2 separate regions of the Mus musculus genome follow, and region 2 is linked to region 1. A link is a loop called in an ENCODE intact Hi-C map of the cell type or tissue named here. Cell type or tissue: left cerebral cortex. All regions are shown on one strand. Links, peaks and the distances in the headings refer to the core of each region. The heading gives the core; the rest is flanking DNA.

The links. Hi-C counts contacts between places; a loop is a spot of excess contacts. Peaks named below come from ENCODE experiments on the same cell type or tissue, not always from the same donor. Only the 100,000 strongest peaks of a DNase experiment are listed, where the experiment ranks them.
Region 2: it touches region 1 in a loop (9-fold over the local background); 11 of 42 quality-filtered maps call a loop at or near these places.

What each region holds. Positions count from the first base shown.
Region 1 is chr12:21,026,641-21,032,020 of GRCm38, forward strand. It overlaps the pseudogene Gm5977. Among named protein-coding and RNA genes, the nearest start is that of Asap2, 82 kb to the right of the region's middle. In left cerebral cortex, for the core only: a CTCF peak has its summit at 4,426 (motif pointing left); DNase peaks (open chromatin) are centred at 2,879 and 4,445.
Region 2 is chr12:20,642,514-20,647,893 of GRCm38, forward strand. The region is part of intron 3 of LOC108167368; the gene reads left to right. Among named protein-coding and RNA genes, the nearest start is that of Gm6626, 120 kb to the right of the region's middle. In left cerebral cortex, for the core only: no CTCF peak of the experiment used is centred there; no DNase peak of the experiment used is centred there.

The DNA.
Region 1 (5,380 bases), core at 210-5,209:
CTGTGGGTGGAGTTCCTTTCTGGCCTTCATCTCCTGGAGGGAGAGGATATCTCCTGCTGCCTTTTTCTTCACTCCCTCACATTCCATAGACATTCTGTCCAGGTTGTTAGTGAGTCTGAAGGAGATACCCAGAAAGAGGCTCTTGTCTTCAGAGAAGGTCTTTGGGTCCCCTCAATCGAAAATAGACACAATGGAATATGGTGTGCACTGCTAGGGCTAAAGAGAGCAGTTTCTGAATCTATATGACTGAATGTCACCTGCATACATGCCTCCAGGCCCCAGGGTCCTCGACTCCAGGTGCCATCCATGCACAAGTGCATGGTAGGGTCCAGTCAAGCCTGGAAACTGATGTCTGGAAGCTGGAGCAGACAAAGAGGTCAGAGGAGTACAAGTTCTAGCCTATAGTGACTCTTCTTATCCTGAGGCCCTTGGATGCTTTGGTGTACACCCAGTGACTCCTCTGTAGTCAAACACACCTTGGCACTGAATGAGGAGAGTCTGGGTCAGATAGTTCTTAATCTTATGTCAGAACTTTGCTATGGGGTCAGAAGTCAGAGGATGGTCAGTAGAAAGATCCCTCTGATGATGGGCACCTCCTCCATTCCCACCCACCTGCCTGTGGATGAAGGCATGTACAAGTCTGGGGCACAGTCTTGCTGCCGGCTGTCTACCTTGGCAGTCAGTATGGCTGTGCTCAGCATGTATTAAGAATATACTCTGTCCCCAGTGAGCTTGAGGGCTCTGGCTTCTAATGGCAAAGAAAAGCAAAGTAAAGCCTGGGCCTTGAACTCATTACAATATTGGAAAAAGTAAAGCTGGAAAGAGGTTAGGCTTAGAAGATCCCTGTGGGGATACTATCACTTCCTCATTGGGCAGCTGTTGTGTGCTGCAGGGCAGTGAGTTCTCCTTAGCTCTGGCCCTGGCACACACCCACACATTGCTTTTTGCTTTCCCCTCCTCCACCACAGGGAACTAGCTGCCCAGATGTCCTGCTGGTCCCATACAGAAGCAGAGGCCTGTAAAAGGTCTGGTCTGGTGATGAGCATCTTTGATTAATGACCTCTTGGGAAGCAACAAGAAGCCTTACTTGGGACCCCATAGCTGGATTGTTGTCCAAAAGGAGGGACATCAGCATCCTGCAAGTGAACACCCCCTAGTGTGACACATTCCTGAGTGTCTATTCTACTGTCACTATTGTGCCAGAAAGGAGCTTTCTAGAAGACTAATTCACCCATAGCCCTCACATTTCTTCCTGAGTCCCTAATCCTGTAGGTCACAAAGTGTTTGAGCCTTTAGGATAGGAAGAGACTCTTGGGCCTCATGCTGAGCCTTTGAAATGTCATACAGCCTGACTCACAGTTATAAACAGTGTGTGTACCCTGCCCTGTTTTGGGACACTGTGGGGGTTCGCAGTGGCAAACTATTAAATACAGAAATGCAGGACCCCGCAGTCTGAGAGGTGGAGTGCTCCCTGTGTGTAAGCATAAGGACCTGGGTTCAGATCCCCAGCACCCCTGTAAAGCGCCACATATGTCCTTGTTCGCTGTGACCCTGGCACTGTGGGATAGAGACAACAGGAACCAATTCTAGGGTCCTTCTGGCCGGCTAGTCTAGACAAAATGATGAATAGTACTCTCTGGGTTCAGAGAGAGGCCCTGACTCAAAAAACAGGGGCAGGACTCTGAGGCCTATAGACCTGGCTCTGTGCTTACATACAACTACTACTGTTTCAGAGGACCTGAATTCAGTTCACAGCACCCACAACTGGCTCTGTGAGCCACCAGTAACTTCAGTTCCAGAGCCCTGACTTCTTCCCGCTTCTCTAACCATACATACACGCAGACATACAAGTGAATAGAAATTTGAAAGTCTTTTTTAAAACGAAAAAGATAGCTGGGCAGTGCCAGCACACAACTTCAGTCACAGCATTCGTGAAGCAGAGGGAGGTGGTTCTCTGTGAGTTTGAGGCCAGCCTGGTCTACAGAGTGAGTTCCAGGATAGCCAGGGCTACACAGAGAGACCCTGTCTTGGGAGAAGTGCAGAGTAAAGAAAAGCAAAAAGAAGGAAAAAAAAAACATTCACATGTCGACCTCTATATCCTGCATGGGAAAGCATGTGTGTGTGCATGAGGGTGTGTGTAATGGTTTGTATATGCTCGGCCAAGGGATTGGCAATATTAAAATATGTGGCACTTTTGCAGTAAGTGTGGCCTTGTAGGAGTAGACATGTCACTGTGGGTGTGGGCTTTAAAACCCTCATCCTAGCTGCCTGGAAGTCAGTATTCTGCTAGCAGTTTTCAGATGAAGACGTAGAACTCTCAGTTCCTCCTGCACCATGCCTGCCTGGATGATGCCATGTTCCCTCCTTGATGATAATGGACTGAACCTCTGAACCTGTATGCCAGCCCCAATGAAATGTTGTCCTTTGTAAGAGTTGCCATGGTTGGTCATGGTATCTGTTCACAGCAGCAAAACTCTAATTAATAGAGTATGTAACACACACACATGAGCGCGTGCGCGCACACACACACGCACACACTCACACACACAGAAGAAAAGGGAGTTCAGTGTCTGATCTGAGGAAGTGCTCTGAACAAAGCAGGACCAGAGTCTGAAGGTAGATGAGAATTGATGCTAATCCTAGAGGCCTCTTCCAAGAGAAAGTACATATACCCAAGGACTGACCCTCTCTGAAACAGACAGCAAGAAGTGCAGAGAGGTGGAGGATCTGCAGATGCAGAGACCCTGGGACTGAAACAGACTTACCAGGGTCCAAAGGGGAAAAAACACAGTAATGATGTCCCAAAAGTGTAAGTCTTAACAGAAGATCAGAAATGCCATTCAGGATGTTGGGGAGAGTGACCATGGAGTCTAAGAAATCTGCCCCAAGGAGTGGTGGGACGTTTGTGTCTGAACAGGCTTCAGGGTGTGAGTAGGAGCTTCCCGGGTGACTGGAGTGGGTGTGACCCAGATGAGCCTAGCTTAGTGAGGAGAGTCACCCACATGTCTCCCATCCTGTTATAGTAGCAGTTTTTATTTAGAAAAAGTTCTTGGGGATTTCCTTTTCTTTTCTCCACCTTCTCTGGTTCCCCAACTCTTGTGGGGCCTCTCAGGCTTGGGAAAGAGCAGAGGGAGAGAGGTCTGGCAGTGCAGGGTGGGGCTTTCTGTGCAGCCTTTCCAGCTGCCCCTCTTTCTCCTTTTACATTGCACTTTACCTTGTTGCTTAAGTTTTATGCATATGAATTAGTTTGTGTGTGATGGGCATGTGATCCAGCTCATGTAGGTCAGAGGACACAACCTCTGGGATTCAGTTCTCTCCTCCTACCACGTGAGTTCTCAGGCTTAAACTCAAGTCTCCAGGCTTGGTGCCTGGTGCTTTTGCCCAGGGAGTCATTTCAATGGCTCTGATGCCTTTTTTTTATTTATGTAAAAAAAACAAAAACTGAAAAAAAACCAAAAAACAAAAACAAAACAAAACAAAAAAAAACAGTCATTGATGCTCTGGAGATTTGGGAGTTTGAGCTCTTGGCGTATGGCTTGGGAGTCAGGAAGGTTTTGCAGTGACAGTGCCTTGACATGGGACTGTGGCTCAGATGGCAGGCTGAGGTTGCATGCTGGTACCCAGTAATACCCTATCCTCCCTCCCATAGATCTCACTGGGCGGCTGTGTGTTGTCCCACTCAGAAGAGGAGGGTATATCTCTCACTGTAGCCTTTGACCTCCCTGGCTGGGGTCAGAATGGCTTCTCCAGAGAGGTCCAAGTTAGCCCTGCAGCCTATGTCTGTGGACCTGTGGAGGACTGTGGGATGGGAACACATTATCTCTCACTCATGGTATCAGTGAGTAAAGTGATCACCAGATGTCATAGGATGCTAACTGCTGTGAATAGGATCCCTGTGTGGTGGCAGCAGCTCCAGAGTCCTTGGTACTGCCCAGTGCTGTCCAAGAAATAGGATGACATTCATATATAATATGAGATTTTCCTACAACCACATGGAAAGAGGAAAGAGAAACGGGGTGAACAATGTCCACAGCCTGTTGGATTTAACGCTTTGTATACCAAGCAGGAAACAACAACTGTGTATTTTACCCTGAGGACTTACTTAGTTTGGACTAGTGGTTCTCAAACTTCTAATGCTGTGACCCTTTAATACAGTTCCTCATGTCATGGTCACCCCAAACCAAAAAATTATTTTTATTGCTACTTCATAACTATAAATTTTGTTATCGTTACAAATCGTAATATAGATATGTGCTTTCTGATAGTTTTAGGCAACCCCTATGAAGAGTCCTGCAATCCCCAAGGAGTTGGGACCCACCCATTGAGAAGCTCTGGTTTAGACCTACTATGCTTTCTTCCCTAGTTTAGAAATTAAAAGGGGTGTGTGCTGAGGGCTAGGGAATCTGCCAGCCTGCGCCCTCTAGTGTCCGTGCAGACTCAGTGCAGCTTGTGTGGCTCCAGGTGCATCTCCTGTAGCTGATGGCCATTCTGCCTAGGGCTGCACTCAAGTGGATGCTAAGGCTGTTTGAGTTTCACCTACAGCGGATGGAGGAGGACGAGGGGGAGGAGGAGGATGAGGATGAGGACGAGGACAAGGAAGATGAGGAGGAAGAGGAACAATATTCTGTCAGTCACCGTAAGGAAGAGCACAGTTGAGGCTTATTCCTGCCTGCCACCTTCTGTTCCACCTGACATGGAACAGGCTCTCCATCAGCCAAGCCCAGATGGTCTGTTGAAGTTCAAATTCACAGAGGATGCACCCAGTCTCTCCTGAGTCCAGGACTTCCTAGGGATTTGGTACCCACGTCTCCCACCACCTTCCCTCCAGGGTCGATGTCTAGCAGTCCTTGAGGTTTGGCAGTCTGACTGATGAGATTGCTGCGTGGTGGGATGAACTGTACCATGCGTGTTCCTAGCCAGCACTGAGCTGTGGTTAATGGGACATTGGAGCTCCCAAGGGCCTTTCCCAGCAACAGCAAAAGTGTGCTGTTAGAAAAGCTTTTTACTTGCAGTACCAAGCTCGGGTTAAATATTTTCACAGAGCTTCCCAGCTACTTGTTTGGTCTTTCTTTAATTTACAATTCAGTGTGTTAAGGACAATAAGAGCATAACAGACCCTGGGAGAAGGGGTAGGGGCTGTTAGCTCCCTCCCCCAATTCCTATTATTGTGAAGTCACATGTCCTTGATGCTCCAAGGCTGTTGTCTGTCAGATCTAAGCCCTGCTAGAATATGAAGTGAGAGGTGGCCATGTGAAACCAAGAAACCCTCATTCCTTCCCCCTAAAAAGATGAAAGTAGGGTTCTATGATCAATGAAGCCTGGGTTAGTCTGATGACCGGAGCTAGGTAGGTATTTTTCTTCTGGGGAGCAGGCACAGTGA
Region 2 (5,380 bases), core at 149-5,148, 380 kb before region 1:
TATTTTATTATTTGATAGCATTGTTTCTTATTCTTATTATTTCTTATTAGTTTATTATCATTTCTTTTTCTCTTCTTCGTATTATTATTATTATTTCATACCTCTATAATTTATGTGGTGGTAAGAAATCCACAAGTAATATTTACCACAACAAGTTGGATGCAAATCAGCTTGTGACCAATGACTTTTTGAAATGCAATTGAAAGTAAGATGTGGTTTTTACACACTTGTAACCTCAGAAACCAACAGACAAAGCAGAAATATGGCCAACAATTATTTCCTTGGGATACAGGAAGAAAGACCTCTGGGGTCTCTGCTAATAAGGCCACACACAGACATACCCCCACACAAACATGCACACACACACATACTACATACATACATGAACACATATACACACACACCACACACATAAACATACATGCACCACACATACACCAAACACACACACATAACCATGACCCCACAAAAACACGCACACGTACATATACCACATACTTACATTCACACCCATACACACACACATACACCACAGATACACATGCACACACATCATGTACAGTAACACACACACCACAATAGCCTCACACAGTCACATACATACCACATACATACATTCACACCTACACACATACACCACACATACACCACAGCACATGCACACACATACCATATACATACATTCACACGCATACCTCCCTTTTTGATTCTGCTTCATTTTGCGTAACAATGATTTCTAGTTCCTTCTGTTTCTGTGCAAGTATCATGATTTCACTTTTCTTCCTGACTGCATGAAATCATGTCATGTGTACACTCTGTGATCAATTTGGTTAACAAGAATGAATGCATAAAGCAGGGCCTGGGCTGAGGAATTTGCATTGTGGGTGTTCCACATAGCCAAGAGTGACAAGGCATGTCCCAGAGGATCTTCTCCCTCAGTGAGCCCCTTGGAGCATGGCATATCTCCAAATAATATCAATCCCACCCATTCTTTAAAGAAGGAAAATGCTGAGGAGATCCAATTGGGTAATCCTTTGGTCAGGGACAGGTCCAAGTGCGTGGAGTTGACCTGAATGATGGCAAGTCTCAATTCCCGAAGGGTCTGTTCAAATTTAGCCGTCCAATTCTGTAACATATACTGAGAAAGACTTTTTGACAAATTAGCTGCCCTAGTAAAATTTCTCATACTGAATGGAAGTAACGCACAATCTTGGAAAATTTGTTTACATCCCAGCTGAGCTATTTGCCATAATACATCTAGTTGTTTCTGGACAAGCTCTATGAGTTGATTCATTTTTGCCCATGGAGCATTTTTGGGATTGGAGGATGGCGGCCGCTAAGCCTGCATTGGTGAGAGGTCCCCCAAGCTCCCGACAAACCCTGAGCCAGTCTTGTAAACCTTTGTTCTTTCTTGGGGCTATGGCCGCTCGGCACTCCTGTGTGGCTTGCTCATAAATGAGCTGTTTTACCAGAGGTGCGGCTTGCTCTGAATCTCCAAAAATACGCTCTGCTGCCTCTGTCATTTTGGCCACAAAATCTGAGAACTCTTGAGGTCCCTGGACGATCTTTGTTAGTTGTCCAGTGGCTTCACCTGCTCGGGAGAGCGCCTTCCAGGCCCTAATAGCCTTTTCATCTGATTTAGAACTACTAAGAACTGGCTCCTTGAGCTCATCTAGTGATGAGTATAGGCTCCTTCTTCTAGAGACCTCCGCTAATTGATCTTTTTTTTTCTTTTTTTTTTCCTTCCTTCTAATCTCTCTCCAGGTATTTTTACCTGACCTAAACTTTTCTTCGGGTTCAAGACCCGTGGAAAGGCCTGTATACTTATTTTGTGTACCATATTTTCTCTTTGTTCCTACTCTCTCTCCCCGCTTTACTTCTGATAGATTGCCCTGAATTTCATCCAGAATTTTTAGCCCTACCTTAACCACTTGATAACATGTGAAAAGGAACAAAAAGGCTCCTAACACTAGAAAAAGTTTAAGGCCAAACATACCTTGTAAAGCTATTTTCCACTTTACTTCTGATAGACTGTCTTGAATTTCGTTAGAAAGTTCAAGGCCAGACGTACCTTGTAAAGCTATACCCCACTTTACTTCTGATAGACTGTCTTGAATTTCATTAGAAAGTTCAAGACCAGACTTACCTTTTAAAGCTATACTTACGGGTACCCTGTACCCCAGCTGAAGAGTTCTGAATTCACGCAGTTGAATCCTTCTCAACAGTCTGTGTTGTGGGAACACTTTATTATCACCGTTGCCCAGCTGAAGAGTTTTGAATCCACACTGGATCCTTCTCAACAGTCTGTTTTACGGGAACCTTTATGACCGTGACCCGCAGTTCTGGTTCCGGAATGAGGGATCTTCCTTGTGCCGGTGATGGTAACCGTCCCAGGTTTTCTTGTCTCAGGATTTCTCGTCTCGGGTTTTCTCGTCCTGGGTTTCGGCATCAACTCTTACTTGCGTTCACGACCGGCCAGGAAGAACACAGCAAACCAGAATGTTCTGCGGCAAAACTTTATTGTTTACATCTTCAGGAGCAAGAGTGCAAGAGAGCAAGAGCTCTATTGCTTACATCTTTAGGAGCTAGAGCAAGAGAGCAAGAGCTCTATTGCTTACATCTTTAGGAGCCAGAGCGCAAGAGAGCATGAGCTCTATTGCTTACATCTTTAGGAGCCAGAGCAAGAGCTCTATTGCTTACATCTTTAGGAGCCAGAGCAAGAGAGCAAGAGCTCTATTGCTTACATCTTTAGGAGCCAGAGCAAGAGAGAAAATGGTGAAACCCCGTCCCCTTTAAGGAGAATTATCTTCCGCCTAGGACATGTCACTCCCTGATTGGCTGCAGCCCATCGGCCGAGTTGTCGTCACGGGGAAGGCAGAGCACATGGAGTGGAAAACTACCCTTGGCACATGCGCAGATTATTTGTTTACCACTTAGAACACAGGATGTCAGCGCCATCTTGCAACGGCCAATGTGAGGGCGGCTTCCCACATGACTGAATGTCACCTGGATACATGCCTCCAGGCCCCAGGGTCCTCGACTCCAGGTGCCATCCATGCACAAGTGTATGGTAGGGTTCAGTCAAGCCTGGAAACTGATGTCTGGAAGCTGGAGCAGACAAACAGGTCAGAGGAGTACAAGTTCTAGTCTATAGTGTCTCTTCTCATCCTGAGGCCCTTGGATGCTTTGGTGTACACCCAGTGACTACTCTGTAGCCAAACACACCTCGGCACTGAATGAGAAGAGTCTGGGTCAGATAGCTCTTAATCTTATGTCAGAACTTTGCTATGGGGTCAGAAGTCAGAGGATGACCAGTAGAAAGATCCCTCTGATGATGGGCACCACCTCCATTCCCACCCACCTGCCTGTGGATGAAAGCATGTACAAGTCTGGGGCACAGCCTTGCTGCCAGCTGTCTACCTTAGCAGTCAGTATGGCTGTGCTCAGCATGCATTAAGAATATGCTCTGTCCCCAGTGAGCTTGAGGGCTCTGGCTTCTATTGGCAAAGAAAAGCAAATTAAAGCCTGGGCCTTGTACTCATATTATTGGAAAAAGTAAAGCTGGAAAGAGGTTAGGCTTAGAAGATTGTGTGTAGAGGCTTCTATTTTCGACAAAGTATTCCAGGAAGGCTAAGAGATGTGAGCATGGAGAGAGCCTGGAGAAGGTGTGGGAGCAAAGGCCCAGTGGCAGCCATAGGAATGGAGACAGAAGCAGTGGAGATATTCGTGGCTAGAGAGGATGGGAAGATGATTCAGGCTGATGGGGGTGCAATGAATCACAGACTGCATCTCAGAGCTCAATGTGTACTGAGTGACAGCTGCGGTTATATATAATGACCTGTTCCCTCCCTCCCTAATTTCCCCACATGTTCCTGCTCTCTCTGTGTCGTAGTGACTCACCTCTGAGCACACTGAGGCTTCCTCTGAGCATCATTCTCTCCTGTCCACCAGTAAGCATCTTCTCCATCTGCCCAGGGTTAGAGTCATTCGCTCAGCACATCTTCAGGCCAAGTTCATGCATACTAGGTAAAGGTGGCTGGATAAATGAATGAGCAAATGACTCATATTGCTGTGTGTAAGAATAGCGAGATCCCAAGGAGGATATCTTCTGGAGTCCTGTGTGTTGCTCTGAGGAGTCCTCCCTCTAACAGCTTTTCCTCATGGGCTATCACTGGAGCCAGGAGGGATGGGAGCCTCTGAGTAGTTGGTGAGGTAACACATCACCATGTTGGGAGAGGGGTGTTGGTGTGTGTGTGTGTCTGTAAACTTTGCAACGTATATGGTATGAAGTGTGAGCCACTGCCTGAGGGTCCCCAACCCTCACACTCCTATTCCCAAGCAGTAGGCATGGACTTCTCAGGACACCTGCTGCCATGAGAGAAGGGGCCTTCCTCCTCCTGAAACCCCACCCCTGTGTCTAGCAAGCCCGTGGTGCTTGGGCCCCTGTACTAGACCTGCCCCTCAGCAACAGGAGCCTCTGCGGTCCCTGCCCTGATGTTTGCCTGGCTACATCCTTCCTTCCCTCCCCTCATTTCCTCTTTGAAGTACAGGAGTTAGGATGTCACTGGCCCTACCCAGGGATGCTTTTACATCACAGTGACCCCAGGCTCTTTACCAGCACAGAACACGGTTTTTAATGCCACTGCACTAGGTGTGACCTGCAAGAGAAGCTTTTCAGGTCGGTGGCTTCTATCCTCACAGGGTGCTGTACTCAGATGGAGCTCATTGAGGAAGCCTGTGGTCTTTCACAGTAAAAGTCCTCCAATGTCCCCACCGAGCATTTGCCTGGTGGTTCAGTTTGTCTCTGTCTCCTCATAGCTTCTGTTTCCCTTCCTTTCATAGAAATAGGCTGTAAACTCCACACACAGGGACCTTCACTCTTGGTTTAAAACTAAGGAGACAGGACTCAGAAATCAAGGTAGCAAGAACATATGGCTAGAAGGGAAGGCTGTAGGCAGGGATTGACCCAGGGACCACCAAATCTGCATGTCCCATTGCATACTGACCAGTAAACTGCAGCTCCTTTTAGGGACACACATAGGCTCAGTCAGGGCAGTGAGAGATATTCTACCCTGCACTATGCTACGCCTGGCTCATAACCCTTGGGTTACTGCTGGACCCTCCCAATAGTAGTGTTGGGTGCTGGCCATTGGCCAGGGCAGCCTGAGACATTGACCATGCAGAACCAGTCCTAGAGGCCCCATGCCATTCCCCTCACTACTGGGGAAAGGCCATTGCTGGCTACTTGACCTCCAGCATCAGAGTACAGTTGATATAAACAGTCATCCCAGCCAATCAGGAGCCCATGTGTTAGTCATTCCATAGCTGGTTCAGGGACCCCAAAGAACCTGCTGCCTCCAGCCTGGGACAACATGCCAAC